Regions from separate parts of the Homo sapiens genome. Here region 1 is linked to region 2. A link is an interaction called in ENCODE POLR2A ChIA-PET data of the cell type or tissue named here. Cell type or tissue: endothelial cell of umbilical vein. All regions are shown on one strand. Each heading gives the region's core, and the rest is flanking DNA. Links, peaks and the distances in the headings are about the cores only.

Region 1 (7,826 bases), core at 1,688-6,687, 180 kb before region 2:
GTTGCTTAGCTGTGTATATCTCTGTAGTTAATTAAAGTGATGCCGTTATTTCCATTGGGAATAAAACTCAAATGAAGAATGGTTTTACATAAAAATGATTATTTAAAATAGAAAAAGAAGAAAAGGAAGAAGATGGAGAAGGGAGGAGGAGAAGGAAGAGAGGAGGAGAACAGCCCAGGGGTTGAAAAAGATAAGATTATCAATTATAATAACTTTTGCAGACTCTAATTATGCTCACCTAAAATTTACCAGTTGGTAAAACAAAAGCAATATTATCAACAGCAAAATAAAGGTGAGCATCATCCTCCTAAGCTGAATTTTTTTTTTTTTCTTTTTTGAGTTGGAGTCTCTTTCTGTCGCCTAGGCTGGAGTGCAGTGGTGCAATCTCGGCTCACTGCAAGCTCCGTCTCCTGGGTTCCTGCCATTCTCCTGCCTCAGCCTCCTGAGTAGCTGGGACTACAGGCACCCGCCACCATGCTCGGCTAATTTTTTGTATTTTTAGTAGAGACGGGGTTTCACCATGTTAGCCAGGATGGTCTCGACCTCCTGACCTCTTGATCCGCCCGCCTCAGCCTCCCAAAGTGCTAGGATTACAGGTGTGAACCACCGCGCCTGGCCCTAAGCTGAATTCTTAAACAAAGCTAGAGAGTAAAGGACCATTGACCTTCGGAATTGACTATTCGGAACACCCATGGTATTTTAGGCACTTCAGCCAGGACTATATATATATAGCCAAGGACTGTCAGAGTGAGGACAGTAATCCCTACAGCAGATTCTGTTTACCTCAGTTTCTTTCCCTCAAATATATCCCACTGGAGATTTCAGAGCTGCAAGAGCTGCAATATAGTTTCATAAATGCCTACTGTAAGCCAGACAAGGCATGTCCAGTGCCCTGGAGATACAGCAGTGAGGAAGACAGGCAGAACCTCTGCTGTCAGGAATACTCATAGCAGTGGGAGGAAATAGATCATAAGCATGTAAGCAGCGAAGTACATGCATACATAGAAACATTCAAACCTCAATAAAGGCAGATAAAAGAAAATAGTGTGTTGGAGAGTGACTAGTATGGAGCCCATTCCAGCTAGGGAGTCAAGGATGATCTGTGGATGTAAAATTTCAATGGAGACCTGAAATATTAGGAAGCAATGACGCAAAGCTATGGAAGAAGAGTGCACTAAGCAAAAGGAGAGCAATTGCTAAGACCCTAAAATAGAAAAGAGAAGGCACCTTTCCCTTGGAGTGATGATTTTCTTGGTGCCTTAGCATTCAGGCTGCTGAAAGGAAGCAAAGACAAGAGAGGGAAGCAACCCAGTAGGTCACTCCTCTCTCAGTCAAAGATGAGGAAGGTTTCTTATCTTTATCTCAGACCATCCTACTGAGGATATCTCTCAAGTCTTTCAGCACTTAGATGGGATAAGGTAGCTAAAACCAGAGGGTTAGCTAAGGTGAGATGCTACAAAAGTATCAATAAGACACTAAACAAAGATAATCCAAAGGGTTAGATACTATTATTTATCTTTTTATTATTATTATTCTATAGTATATTAATCATTATTATCATCATCAGAACTGTCCTACCAAATTATAATTTCTATGGGGAAGGAAACTTGTATGTTTTATCATAGTGCATGGCACATAAAAGGTGCTCAATAAAAAGTCTGTTCAAAAATGCATTGAAACACATGCATGACTAGAAAGAGCCAAACAATATTATAATGGGACTTCATTTCACCTCACTTTCTGTGTCCTCCCATTCCTTCTTGCCTACCTGTTCCTCTTCTGCTTCCCAACCCTGAAGAGCCCAATTTTCCCTTTATTCCCCTCACCCATTACCATTTGCTTATGGACCCAGCCATATCCTTTGTCAAATTTTCCTTTGCTTCAGGATTATATTAAATTTCATTCTTCACTGTCCCATGAACTCTATTAAAGTTTTCATTATGTACTGCAATTAGGATCTGTCTGTCTGGACACAAAGCAAGCCAGGGATGTGGTCAGGAGGATAGCAGAGCAAGAGGGACAAATGTATGTACCAGAACCCCTGGGTGAATGCTGCTGTCCTGGGCTGGAAAGCCTAGGCCGCAGAGAAAATGAAGGCACTTCCATGGATACTGGTTGAAGCACACATTCTTTAAGAACAGATTCTTGCTGTTGCAGGATATTATAGGCAGGGTTATATAGGTGTTCTTATTCACTATTTCACAAATATTCTAAAATTTCACCAATTACAGAGATCATTTTGATGAACTAGTGTTCTCTTTGGGAAGGTTATGTTAATCAAATTGTATTCCTAAAACCTAAATACAGTACATATGAGAACTTTGATAGAGTTCATAGGACAGGGAAGAATATGATAAAACAGACAAGGTTCCTGCCCTTATAGAAATTATAATTTGGTGGGACAGTCCTGATGATGATAATAATATGTTAAATATACTAAAATAATAATAATAAGATGAATAATAGTATCTAACCTTTTTTGATTACTTTGAGGATTTCACATATGAGGCATTGTATGTGAAGTATTTAATACAATGCCTGACATGTCGTAAATATTCCGTTACTACTAAGTCTTGCATGAATGCATCTCCATGAAGCATGGATTAGGGAAAATATAGAATTTAAAGCTGCATTATCTTAGAGATCTAATGCTTATGCTAATCCTGTTATTTTACAAGTGATTCAATAAACACAGGTTAGGTAACTTTACAAATGAGTCAGTGAAAACACAGAGGTTAGGAGCATGCCTGTGGTCACAGAGCTCATACATATGTGCTGCTATCCCTGAGATATGAAAGCTGTGGACCCACTCCACAGAAAAGTAAATATATCCGAAGTTGTGCGTAAAGTTGCAGGGAGGCCCCTGAATCTCATCCATAACATCCTCTGTATCCACGGGCGCGGTTAAGTACCCCACACTTGCTGCCTTTGTGTGTTATCTGACTTTGAGAATGTTTTGCATGTTGACTAGTCCTGACACAAGCAGTGTTTGAAATAATACTTTACTGCTGTAATTTTCTTCATAAACCCTGGTTGCTGATCATATGAGCAGATGACTCCCCGATGTGCTGAGTAAACACATTTCCAGCTTGAGAGGGATGCTGTGTAATGACACTTGGAAAGTTCAGTATCCTGTTTATCTAGTATCTAATTATATGGGCATGCAACAAGTAAACTTTTATCCTTGAAAACCAGAAAAAATGTAGTGATTTTTAGATAAATGTGCCTCTTTATATGCATATAACCTTTCCTGTATATCTGTGGTCTTTGGTGTACTAATATTTTGATAGATTAAGAAAATGAGGAAAACGAAGTAGGAAAAAGCTATTCAAGCTATTTTAGAAAATGGCTTGCATATTTAAGATATGTCAAAAACAAAGCAGTGTTACTTAGTGATGAAGTGAAACCTTGGTATTAAAAAAATGTCTCCACCTATCGTTCACTTATAAATTCAACAAATATGTCTGAAGACTTACTGTGGATAATAAGAAAATGATAGTCCTGAGGGAGAGAAAGGTACACAATTATAAGGCAGGGAGAATTGCAGTGATAAAATGTGCATGGAGTATTTGGGGCACACAAGAAAGACAGGCATTTAACCTCACAAAGGAGCGAATTGCTGGGCTGTGTCAGGGAGGCAACAGCATCCCGGGAAGAGGGCGTTGCCTGCATAAAGGCCTGAAAAAGCAGGCATTTCAGAGTATCCTGATGAGTTAATTCAGAGTGTTGCAGGTTAATGGTGCTAATCACTTACTAGCCTTTCTTTATTTTAGCTACTAGGCAAAAGATACAAGAAGCCAAAAGGACTCAAAAGTAGCAGTTTCATTAATGTGAGTCCAAGAAATACTAAAGCTTAAGTCTTTCTAGTAAAACTAGAATGGAGAACTTGGGTGGAATGAAAAGCCACAGGGTAAGTGTACAACAACTATGATGCAAATTCAGACTCAAGGATGCTTGGGAGGGCTCAAGGTTGATAAACAAACATGGGTACACTTACACAGTCTTCCTACTGCATGGAAGATCACAAGTCTGGTTACAAATGGTCATAAACAGTCACAATTAGGTGGGATAGCCAGCAAGGAGGTACATTGTGCTTAGCAGGTGGACTCAGGAAGAAGAGGAGAGCCTAGACCTTTCCCGGTGATTGATCCTAGAAGCAGCAACCCAAAAGAGAAATGGGGTGGGAAAGGAAGGAGGATGGAAGAAGTTTTAACCAGCTGACGGGTTCACCTTACCCGCTGCTTTGACAGAGCCAATTTATTAAGACAGGGGAATTGTAATAGAGAAAGAGCTTAATTCACACAGAGCCAGCTGTATGGAAGACCAGAGATTTATTATTACTCAAATCAGTCTCTGCAAAAACTCAAGGATTGGAGTTTTTAAGGATAATTTGTTTGGGGTGGGGGGGGGTTGGAAAGTGGGGAGTGCTGATTGGTCAGGATGGAGATGAAATTATAGGGAGTTGAAGCTCTCCTCTTGTGCTCAGTCAGTTCCTGGTTGCGGACCACGAGGCCAGATGAACCAGTTTATTGATCTGAGTGGTGCCAGCTGATCCATCCAGTGCAGGTTCTGCAAAATATCTTAAGCACTGATCTTAGATTTTAGAATAGTGATGTTATCCCGAGGAGCAATTTGGGAGGTTGAGAATCTTGCAGCCTCCAGCTGCATGACTCCTAAACCATAATTTCTAATCTTGTGGCTAATTTCTTAGTCCTGTAAAGACAGTTTAGTCCCCAGTCAGGAAGGGGGTTTGTTTTGAGAAAGAGCTGTTACCGTCTTTGTTTCCTAGTTAAACTAAAAACTAAGCTCCTCCCAAAGTTAGTTTGGCCTACACTCAGGAATGAATCAGGACAGCTTGGAGGTTAAAAGCAAGATGGAGTCGGTTAGGTCAGATCTCTTTCACCATCATAATTTTCTCAGTTATAATCTTTGCAAAGGCGCTTTCCAAGTGATGAAAGGAAAAATACTTGTTGATGTCTCCATATCTGTGGGCTGGGGCAGTAATATGGAAAGAAGAGTTCCCCCCTACAAAAGAGCAAGGGGCTGTGTGCCCATAAAGGGTGGGAGCCCACAGTGAGTTTTATGTTTTAAGTTTTTCAATCAGGTATCTTTGGTAACGGTCCTTTGGAACTCTGTTCTACTCTTGTACTCACTCTGGCTCTAAGGAGACCTAGCTGACCTGCTCTATTTGCTGTAAGATTCAGCCATTCTAACTGGGAAGTTAAAGATCCCATGAACTTCAGAGACCCGTCTCCTCTCCTAGGTGAATGAAGGAATTAGAAATCAATCAAAGAGACAGGACTCATCCAGCCTTGAAAACAACTGTCCTAAATGTTCCCTTTATCAGTGGAAATGTGACAGATTAAGGCTAACCTCCACTCAAGATTGTGCCTTTCACCTGAGAGCAAATTGAGCTACGGATTCAAAGTGAATCTTTTCTTATTTTGCAATTGAAAATTGGAGCCAGACAGGCAAAACATTAAAAAGAAAAATTGAAAAGTCATGGAGCCACCTCTGTGAAAGAGAGATACATGAATAAATAATCAAGTAATCATTGCTTCTTGGCTGGGCCCGGCTAATCACTTCCTGATTGGTCTCCCTCCCTCCTGTCTCCCCCATCTCCAATCTGTGCTGCACCTGGCTACCTGCTAATGTAGAGCTGTGATCATATTTTCCAGTTGAAAAATTGTGACTGACCCCCAGTTTTCTACGGAAATATGTCCAGATACTTCACTCTGATACTGAGAGTCTTCCATGTTCTGACCACAGCCTAACATTCTAGTTTCAATTCTCCCTTTTCCTTACACATATTCTTTAGTCCAGACAAACAGAACTATTCCCTGATAACCTAGTCACCTCAGGATTCCTCATCTCTCATTCCTGGCTGTTACATTTCTCATGTATATTTCCTTAAGAATTCAAGCCCTCTTCTCCCTGTCAAAGTCATATTCGTGTCAAAAATATCACTAGCCCTTGGGCAGGCACAGTAGCTCACACCTGTAATCCCAGCACTTTGGGAGGCTGATGCAGGAGGATTACTTGAGGCCAGGAGTTCAAGACCAACTAGTCATATATAGTGAGACCCCCATCTCTTCAAAAAACTTGACAATAATTTAGGCATGGTGGTGCACGCCTGTAGTCCCAGCTACTTGGGCAGCTGAGGTAAGAGGATCACTTGAGCCCAAGTTTGAGGTTACAATGAGCTATGATTTCACCACTGGACTGCAGCCTTGGTGATAAGGCAAGACCTTGTCTCAAAAAATATGTGTGTGTATTAATATATATTATATATTAAATAAATTAATATATTATATATTAAATAAATTAATATATTATATATTAAATAAATTAATATATTATATATTAAATAAATTAATATATAATATATTAAATAAATATAACTATTAAATAAATTAATATATATTAAACAAATATAACTATATCAAATAAATTAATATATATTACATAAATATAACATATTAAATTAATATGTTATATATTAAATAAATATAACTATATTAAATAAATTAATATGTTATATATTAAATAAATATAAATATATTAAATAAATTAATATATTATATAGTAAATAAATATAACTATATTAGATAAATTAATGTATTATATATTAAATAAATTAATATATTATATATTAAATAAATATAAATATATTAAATATAATTATTTAATATATTTAACTAGTTTTTAGCACCTCAGCCACATGAACTTCCTCTCCATCAAGTACTCAAGTTACTGTTTTTTTAAATCAACATTATGGCTATTCAAGGAATAAAGTACATCTATACAACATGTATTTGATTTATGTAGAAATGTAAACAAAAAGTAAACACCCATAGGTCCCATCACTTAAACACAACTACTATGAATATTTTGGCACATTTCTTTTTTTTAACTTTTATGTTCAGGGGCACATGTGCAGGTTTGTTACATAGGCAAAATTGTGTCATGGGGGTTTGTTGTACAGATTATTTAATCACCCAGGTATTAAGCCTAGTACCCATTAGTTATTTTTCCTTATCCTCTCCCTTCTCCACCACTCCACCCTTTGAAAGGCCCCAGTGTGTCTTGTTCCCCTGTATGTGTCCATGTATTCTCATCATTTAGTTCCCACTTTCAAGTGAGAACATGCTGTATTTGGTTTTCTGATCCTGCATTAGTTTGCTGAGGATAATGGCCTCCAGGTCCATCCATGTCCCTGCAAAGGATGTGGTGTCATTCTTTTTTATGGCTGCATTGTATTCCATAGTGTATATATACCACATTTTGTTTATCCAATCTAACATTGATGACCATATGTCTTGATTCCGTGTATTTGCTATTGTAAATAGTGCTGCAATGAACATATGCATGCATATGTCTTTATAATAGAATGATTTATATTCCTTTGGGTATATACCCAATAATGGATTGCTGAGTTGAGTGGGATTAATATTTCTGTCTTTAGGCCATTGAGGAGTCACCACACTGTCTTCTGCCATGGCTGAACTGATTTACACTTCCACCGACAGTGTATAAGCATTCGTTTTTCTCCACGACCTTGCCAGCATCTGTTATTTTTTTACTTTTTACTAATAACCATTCTGACTGGTGTAAGATGGTATCTCATTGTGGCTTTAATTTGCATCTCTCTAATGATCGGTTTTTTCATGTGATTGTCGGCCACATGTATGTCTTCTTTTGAAAAGTGTCTGTTCACGTCCTTTGCCCACTTTTTTATGGGGTTATTTTTTTCTTGTAAATTTATCTAAGTTCCTTATAGAGTCTGGATATTAGACTTTTGTCAGATGCATAGTTTGCAAAAATTT
Region 2 (7,826 bases), core at 1,763-6,762:
AAGGCCCAAAACCAGAAATAAGCCTGAATATCTGAGACCCAGGCAGATGCTCAGTGTGGCTGGAGATAATGGGCAGAAAAGAATTGATTGGAATGAAGCTAGCAACGTTGGCGAAGCCAGATCTTACGTGGCTTTGTGAACCATAATAAGTAGTTTGAGTTTAATTTAAATACAGTGGGAGAATATCTGTGGGTTTTAAGGAGAGGAGTAACCTGATCTGAGTTATATTTGAAAAATGAACACAGTGCTTCTGGGCAGATAGTGGATTTATGTGGAAGGCCAGAGAGGCAGCTGGGAGACTTGTTAGGAGGCTCTCAGAGTAGTTAAACAAGAGGAGTCGTGGTTTGGAGTGGGCTATGTAAGTGCAAATGGAGAAAAGTAGAGGTAGAATCTGCAGGACGTGCAGAAGAATTTGATGTGGGAGAATGAGTCTTCGATTTGATATGAGCAAAAGAGCTGATGGTGGTGCCATATTCTGAGTATGAGGAAGACTGAAGGGAAAAGCAGATTTGAAGGAGAAAAGTTGAACATGATGTTCAGGGCTGTGAAAGTTTGAGTTGCCTGTTAGATATAATGTAAATGACAGGTAAGCTATAGAGAGTATGAATCTGAAGCGCTAGGGTTGGAGATGGAGAACTGGGAGCCATCAGCATAGCAATGGTATTTACAGGCTTGGTAGTGGAGGAGGTCACAGAGGAGAGTGTGGATAGAGACGGGAAGGCGCCAGGAGAGACTCCCTGAAGAAGTCCAATATCTTCAAGCCTAGAATAGGAAAAGGAGCCAGAAAGGAGGCTGAGAAGTAGCCAGAAATTTTAAGAGAAATCCACTTAATAAGACTTTACCCTGTGTGAGGTCATACGCCAGCCTTCTATACAGGTTAACCACTTTAATCTTCACTTCAAATTCCAGAACTCTTTAGAAAGTGAAGTCTGGCATTGGGCTGTCTCTGCTAGAACCCAAGCATCCCCACTTGCTAGTGTATGACTGTGAGCACGTTCATTAACCTCCCTGTGACTCAGTTTCCTCATCTATAAAATGGGGTTATAAATATCTACCTCATAAGCTTGAGGGTTGGATTAAATGAACTAACATACATAAAGTCCCCAGAACAGTCTCTGGCACGTAGTGAGCACACCAATAAATGTGATCTAGCAGTTGCTAAATAGCTATTATTATCTGAATCTTATACTCAGATGGGGCTTGGAGAAGTTTATTTTCAGGTATAGCGCATGGTAGAGCTAGGGTTGAAACAACTTTGTTTGATCCCAAAGGATGTAGTATTTCTACTTTCCCTGTATTTAGACCCTTTACAATAAGAATAAATTGACTTATGACCAAGCCATCATTTTTGCCGGCCATAGTATCACAGCATAGAAAACCAATATATCATTTCAGATATGCATTTCAACCTTCATTCTCTCCAAGGAAATATTTTTATAAGAGATACTGACTGTTAGCCAAAGTCCCTAGATTTACTTTCTGTCTTGTCTGTAGAGTGGCTAAGGAAACTTTTCCACCCCCTAAAAGGGTAGTCAGAGTTAAACTGAGGCAAAAATGTCCACATAACTAACAACCAAATAATCAGTCCTCATGTAAATATATAACATGTTGATTATTATTGTAAATGTCAAAAATATTTTTAAAAGCAGATTTTATTAATAATCACTATTTAGACTAAATGAGGGAATCAGTCTTAACAAAGTAATATTTTTAAAGGAAACCTAGTTCTATTAATTTCAATTAAATAAAGCAACTCAAGTTAGGCTAATTAAGTGTTGTCAAGCAAAGGAGTTGGGAAGCTACTTCAATAAATAGAGAAGAATGATTTGTATTTAACATATTGGTTGTTTATCCATTAATTGGTGTTTTAAATTGTTTGAAGGCAATTTGTTCTTTTCAGTAAATTAAATGTTCCTCTATGCAAGTATTAGGCTATTTTATTGGCAACTTTTTTATAAAGCAAAGTTAGCTTCAGCTTAATCTCTTAGCAAATTAATGAAGGTTTTTTCCTTTAAGAGATTCTAAAGCTACTGGTGTTACAATTAGGTTCTATTACTAATTTTTAAAGAAGAGAAGAATTTCTCTGTTCATAATTCCAATATCCAATTACAATAAATTATGCAAAAAGACTGTTGCTACTTTGGAAGAAACTGTGAGGAACATCTGCCACCCTAAGCGCCAAGAGGTCTGACTATGATATAACATCTTAGGGTTCAATTTCATTTGAAAGTCTTAATTCTGTCTAAGTATACCACTGTGCATTACACTGTGTGTAATGTCAGAATTAAGACTTTAAATGTTAGAAGGAAGGAAGAGAAGGAGGAAAGGAGGGATAGAAGGAAGACAGAATCTCCATGATTAGAGTTTGGTTTGGAAGCCTAGTTTCTTTCTGAAAAAGGTCAATCACCATGGACTGGCTCAACCCTGAAAAGTTTCCAAAGTTAGGCTGATGTGCTCTGTTGAAATTCACCCAAGAATTGTACACCTTATTGCTGAGAAGTCACACCAGATGTCCTGTCCAAGGACTAATAACGCTTATTCCTGTAGGCTACATCCATATGTGAGGAAACAGAAGAGAGCATTTCAGAGCTAGTTAGTCAACTTTAAGTTATGCTCAGTGCACTGTATCGGGAATACAAAAGCATTTTCCAGATGGCATCATAAAGTTAGTTCATTTTTGCAAAGCACCATCTCATTTTTGAGAAATAGCCGCTTGTTTTTCATTCCCCTTGGTTGTTTCAGAATTGCTTTTTCTTGCCATAAATGCAATACTTAAACTAGAGGGCTGGTTAGAATATTTGCTGTATATTATAAAAACTGCCTAACAGACTATGAGTGTTCAAATATGAATTGACAAGGAGATTGATAATACATGGTCTTAACCACTGGCCAGGCCATCAAGGAGACAAAGAGCCAGATGGATATTGGGATTCTACTTTCACTGTTAATGATATAACCTTGGGTAATTCACTTAATTACACTGTGTTTCAGTGTCTACATATGCATGAGAGCTATTCTAACTCTCAGAAATTCCTTTGTGAGTCATCTAAGAACCACCTATTATTTGAGTTGTTTCTCTACCTACTTATCTATGTGAACTCTCTACTGTAGCCAAATTATCCCACTCACTTTCTTCCAAATACTCTGTATGCAACTCCAAATTTGTGTCCTTCATCAAGCTCTTTTCTTGGCCTAGAATGCTCTTTCTCTTCTCTGTCTAGCCAAATCCTGCCGTCTTTTGAGGCATCAATCAACTGTCCTTCTCAGTAAGGATATTCATGTATCTGTGCTACTCTATAAAGGGATTTACACATGTAATCACATTTAGTCATTAGAACAGCTTTATAAAGTAACTATTATTGTGCTCATTTTACAGAAGAGAGTATGGTACTTGAATAAAATGCTATACTGTCCCAAGGTCCAAAGGCGCCGTCAGGACTTAGATTAGAGCTCAGATTTCTTGGTTGCTGAAACCTGAATTCCTTCCACTACTCCACTCAGTCTCCTAGGGATATTTTCGTGTCATTTGTTGCAATTATTGTTATTATTGTTATTTTATACTCTTTTAATGCAAAGGCTCATGTCTCCTTACAGAAATAGTAAATGCCTTGAAAAAAGGAATACTATCTTTGTATTTCCTACACCAGAATGTAAACTCCACAGGGGCTGAGAATTTGACTTGGTTATTCACTGCTCCTACTTCAGTATGTAGAACAGTCCCAGACATAGTAGACACACAATAAATACTTACTGAATAAATTTCACTATGTCTCTTATGGCATCTGGGTTTGCATATAAACATTCCCAATAAATACTTGTTCTTCTGGCACAATAAGATTGTCCCCTCATAAAGATTTCTAGATTAAAATCTTCTTAGATATAAAAAAAAACACTTTTTCTTTATAGCTTTCCACGTCTGTTGTCCCTCTTCTGCTACTAATCTTGTCTTCTCAACCATGACTATTGTCAAATCATTCACCGAATATTTACATTACTCTTGGTTTTTCATGCTGACACCAAACATTGTCACATTTGACTCTAAATAATACAGAATGAGAATCACATCCTGAGTATTTATCCTCAATAAAAATCTGCTTACTAGATATTATTTATTGAGCAGTAATTATTTCCACACTAAGCACTTCATTTATATTAATTCTTATATAAGGACAAATATTCTGAACCCCATTTTACAAGTTAGAAAAATGATGCTCAGAGAAATTAAGCAACTTGCTGAGGACCACATAGATAATAAAATGATGAGCTAGAATTAAAGCCGGGGCTTCAAACCACTGAATTCTACTACATCCAAGTGGCTTGTGATGTTCCGGGAGAAGAGGCTAATATCCTTGCCAGCTGGCATGGCCAAATTAGACAAGTCCTGACAGTCAAGTCAGATATTGTGAATTATGAGACTGCATTTTTGAGGGCTGACTATTGGGAAAACTTCAGAATTATCAATGGCCCCACAAATATCAATTGTTTCTGTTCGTTTTCTTGACTTAATCTCAAAATTATTAAACATTCAACTAAAATTCCAGTTCCAAGTGATGCTATTTAGTTAGTGAGAATAGCTTCTATTCATTAGTGGAAGAAAGTCATTAATATGTAACATTATTATCTCTAACTTTACCCTAGTAAAGGCCAGTTGGTATTTATTAACATTTGGAATACAGATATTTTGCTAAGCTTACTTAACAAGACTGCATCAGTTAATGTTGACGTTAGTTTCGGTTTGGCACTGAGTCACAGCTCTTTGTTATTTCAAGGAGTAAGAATAAGTGAACTAGTAGTGTTTCAGTGAATATTAAAATGTGAAAAGCAAAACACAGTGAAAAACATGACTTCTAAGTATTTGCAATAACTCATAGTTTTTTTTTATAATTTTGGAGATGGTGAGAGTCTAGTTGTCCTTCTGTCTTCTAAAATAAACTGTATTTGGAACTTTGGCTTAAGCCTATTTTTAATTCATTTTGGTAAGTACTACTACAAGCTTTATCAGTACAAGTGCCTTTCAAAACACAACATAATCAGACAAACAGAATGTTATAGGTTGCAAATAAAAGAATTTAGATACTGTTTCTTTCTGTGCTACCTACCATATCCAACACTGGATAAATTGCTCAGAAAACAAATGTTAGTGTATTCAGCTTTAAGTCAAGGTTAATGCATAACTCAAAGAATTTTAAAGGGATCTATAAACCCACAAAGTGCTTAGAATTCTTTCAATCAAATCACATTGTAAACATTGGGTAAAGGACTGAGAGACTGTCATATGCTACTATTTTCTGTATTTTGACTTCTGTGTATATGGTAATAGGTGCACAGCAAGCAGTGAATTTAATTCATAATACCTGTTATGTAGTTCAATCCCAGAAAATAGAGGGAAAAAACTGGAGTGTAGCTTAGGAAATAGTATTGTTGTTGAGGCTCTTAGGAAACAGTATTATTGTTGAGGCTCTGTTGTGATATTAGGAAATCAGTAGCCTTTCACACACTCGAGCAAGGAAGCTGACTGTTAGTGTAGGACTCCAAAGTCTCTTGATCTACAGGCTTTAAATCATTGCTTAGGAAAAAAAAATAAACAATATATTCTTGTACTAGCAAATCAGGAATTAATGATAAATTATTTAGATGACTGCAAATTGCCTGTGGTTTTCACCTTGAGTATATGCACTACAAGCAGATGACTGGGTTTTTGTTGTTGTTGTTGTTGTTGTTTCTGAGACGGAGTCTTGCTCTGTCACCCAGGCTGGAGTGCAGTGGCGCGATCTCGGCTCACTGCAACCTCTGCCTCCCAGGTTCAAGCAATTCTCTTGCCCCACCCTCCCAAGTAGCTGGGATTACAGGCATGTGCCACCACGCCTGGCTAATTTTTGTATTTTTACTAGAGACGGGGTTTCACCATATTGGCCAGGCTGATTTCAAATTCCTGACCTCGTGATCTTCCCGCCTCGGCCTCCCAAAGTGCTGAGATTAGAGGCATGAGCCTGAGCCACCGTGCCCGGCCCAGGTGATTGTTTTCAGAGGATGTTTGGAGTTCTTTATTAGCAGACAGGATGCATTCATTAAGTATTCACTAAACGTGTATTGAACACCTACTATGTGTTCAGCTCTGTAGAGAGTGCTGAGATGAGTCATATATGGTCCCTACCTTTAAGGAACTCATCATCTAATGGAAGAGAGAGATATATCGACTGCCAACTGCAGGATGCATCCCAATATCATTCTTTCTCAGAGAGACCACACACGGAAGAAATAATGTGGGAAACATGGAAATATACTCAAAAGTCAGACAGAAGGAGGGTTATAGAATTAAAACCTATTAAATAATAATAACATTTAGAAAATACAGAATTGGATATATGGGAATCTTGTTGCAGAAGGAGGGGAAGCAAAGAGTTGGACTGAGGTTAGAGATAATGAGGGAACATGATGTGGCCAATGAGAGAAGCAGGGAGAGTTGTGGAGGAGAAAGTGTAGTGTAGTTGTGGAGGAGAAAGTGTAGTGGGGAGAAAGTGTACTAGACAAAGCAGGCCTCCGCTCCTGAAAGAAGCCAGTGACAGCAGAACACAGAGTCTCCCACCCATATGAACCTCTGGGAGAGCCAGCAGAAACCTCAATCTTTTCCCCAAGGGGTCACAGGACGAGTGGCTACAGGAAAGGCCATGGCCAATGCTTATAGCCTTGCTTACTCTTCCTCATTTTGCCTTCATATGGCCTTGATCTGGCCTATCTAGTGGGGTGATACGTGACAGAAATACCACAAAAAACATGAAATGTATCCTCTGTTTGCTTTAATCCTACAACAGTCTCTGCACTTAGCTAAGAGACATAAGGATGACTTTGTCCCATGGTGGAGTGGCGAGGATACTCCAAACTCCAAAACTGTATATTCTTAATTGTAAGTTCAAAAGCTTTGATCTAAGTGGGAGTTATAAGGATTTGGAATAAAATATTACAGAAGCTGGTTACTTCCTCTTCCTACCAATGCTATAATGTTTTAGTTTGAGTCTGCTGCTGGGATAGGGAGGAGTTATTTAATCTGGCTGAGTTTAAATTTTAAATGACTGAGAAAACACTGAGTAGTGTATCACCCTAGAGAAGTCTGCAGAAATAGAATTCAAGGTAGAAATTAAGTCCAATTTTAGAAAAACAGAGAGAGCAACATTTTTGCGCACAAGAATTTGTGAGTTGGGAAAGTTGCCTCCCCCAAACCTACTTTCATAATTTATAAAGATATTTCCTTTTAAACTAACTTCTGGGGATTTGTGTGTGAAAAAAATTACTGCATTATAGGTGTTAAAAAGTGCTTTAGGAGCCCTGTATGATTTGACTTGAACTTTTCTTTCTATAAATTCTTATTTGCTAAAGCTTAAAGGCCCTCACCAGAGTTATTTTTCTTTGGCTTTGTAATAATTTGCATCTGAATCTTGATTCCTTGCCCTGTGAAACACCGTGATTTGGGGAATTAATGGTGTTCTGAATAATATATTTAGGATGCCCAGGTAGGCTTAAATAGGAATCCTATCTGGATAGTCACACTGGGTTCTCTCCAGGAGGTAGGCATACCTGGGAACTCTTGAGAAGGGTGGACCAACTGTCTGTTTCCATGGGGAATTATCTACATCAACACTCCTGAGAAAGAACTTATCCTAAAGGAAAAGAATACAGATTAACAAGATGTCTCTCTGGACTCACGTCTGAGTCACAAGATTAGGGACTGCAATCAAGAGTGGAAAAAATCTTGAAGAATTGACTCACTAAAGCTTCCGTCAGACATTGACAGCTCAATGGAGCATTGCTTTGCAGCCCCTGTAATGGTA

What was found. ChIA-PET counts read pairs that join two places held together with the same protein. Peaks named below come from ENCODE experiments on the same cell type or tissue, not always from the same donor. Only the 100,000 strongest peaks of a DNase experiment are listed, where the experiment ranks them.
Region 1: POLR2A ChIA-PET joins it to region 2 with 9 read pairs; 2 of 35 experiments call an interaction of 5 or more read pairs at or near these places.

Annotation. Positions count from the first base shown.
Region 1 is chr11:103,983,650-103,991,475 of GRCh38, reverse strand. All of the region lies in intron 3 of PDGFD (platelet derived growth factor D), which reads left to right. Among named protein-coding and RNA genes, the nearest start is that of DDI1, 49 kb to the left of the region's middle. RefSeq lists a silencer at 7,126-7,319. In endothelial cell of umbilical vein, for the core only: no CTCF peak of the experiment used is centred there; no DNase peak of the experiment used is centred there.
Region 2 is chr11:103,803,228-103,811,053 of GRCh38, reverse strand. No RefSeq gene overlaps it. Among named protein-coding and RNA genes, the nearest start is that of MIR4693, 43 kb to the left of the region's middle. RefSeq lists a silencer at 1-186. In endothelial cell of umbilical vein, for the core only: no CTCF peak of the experiment used is centred there; DNase peaks (open chromatin) are centred at 4,753 and 5,293.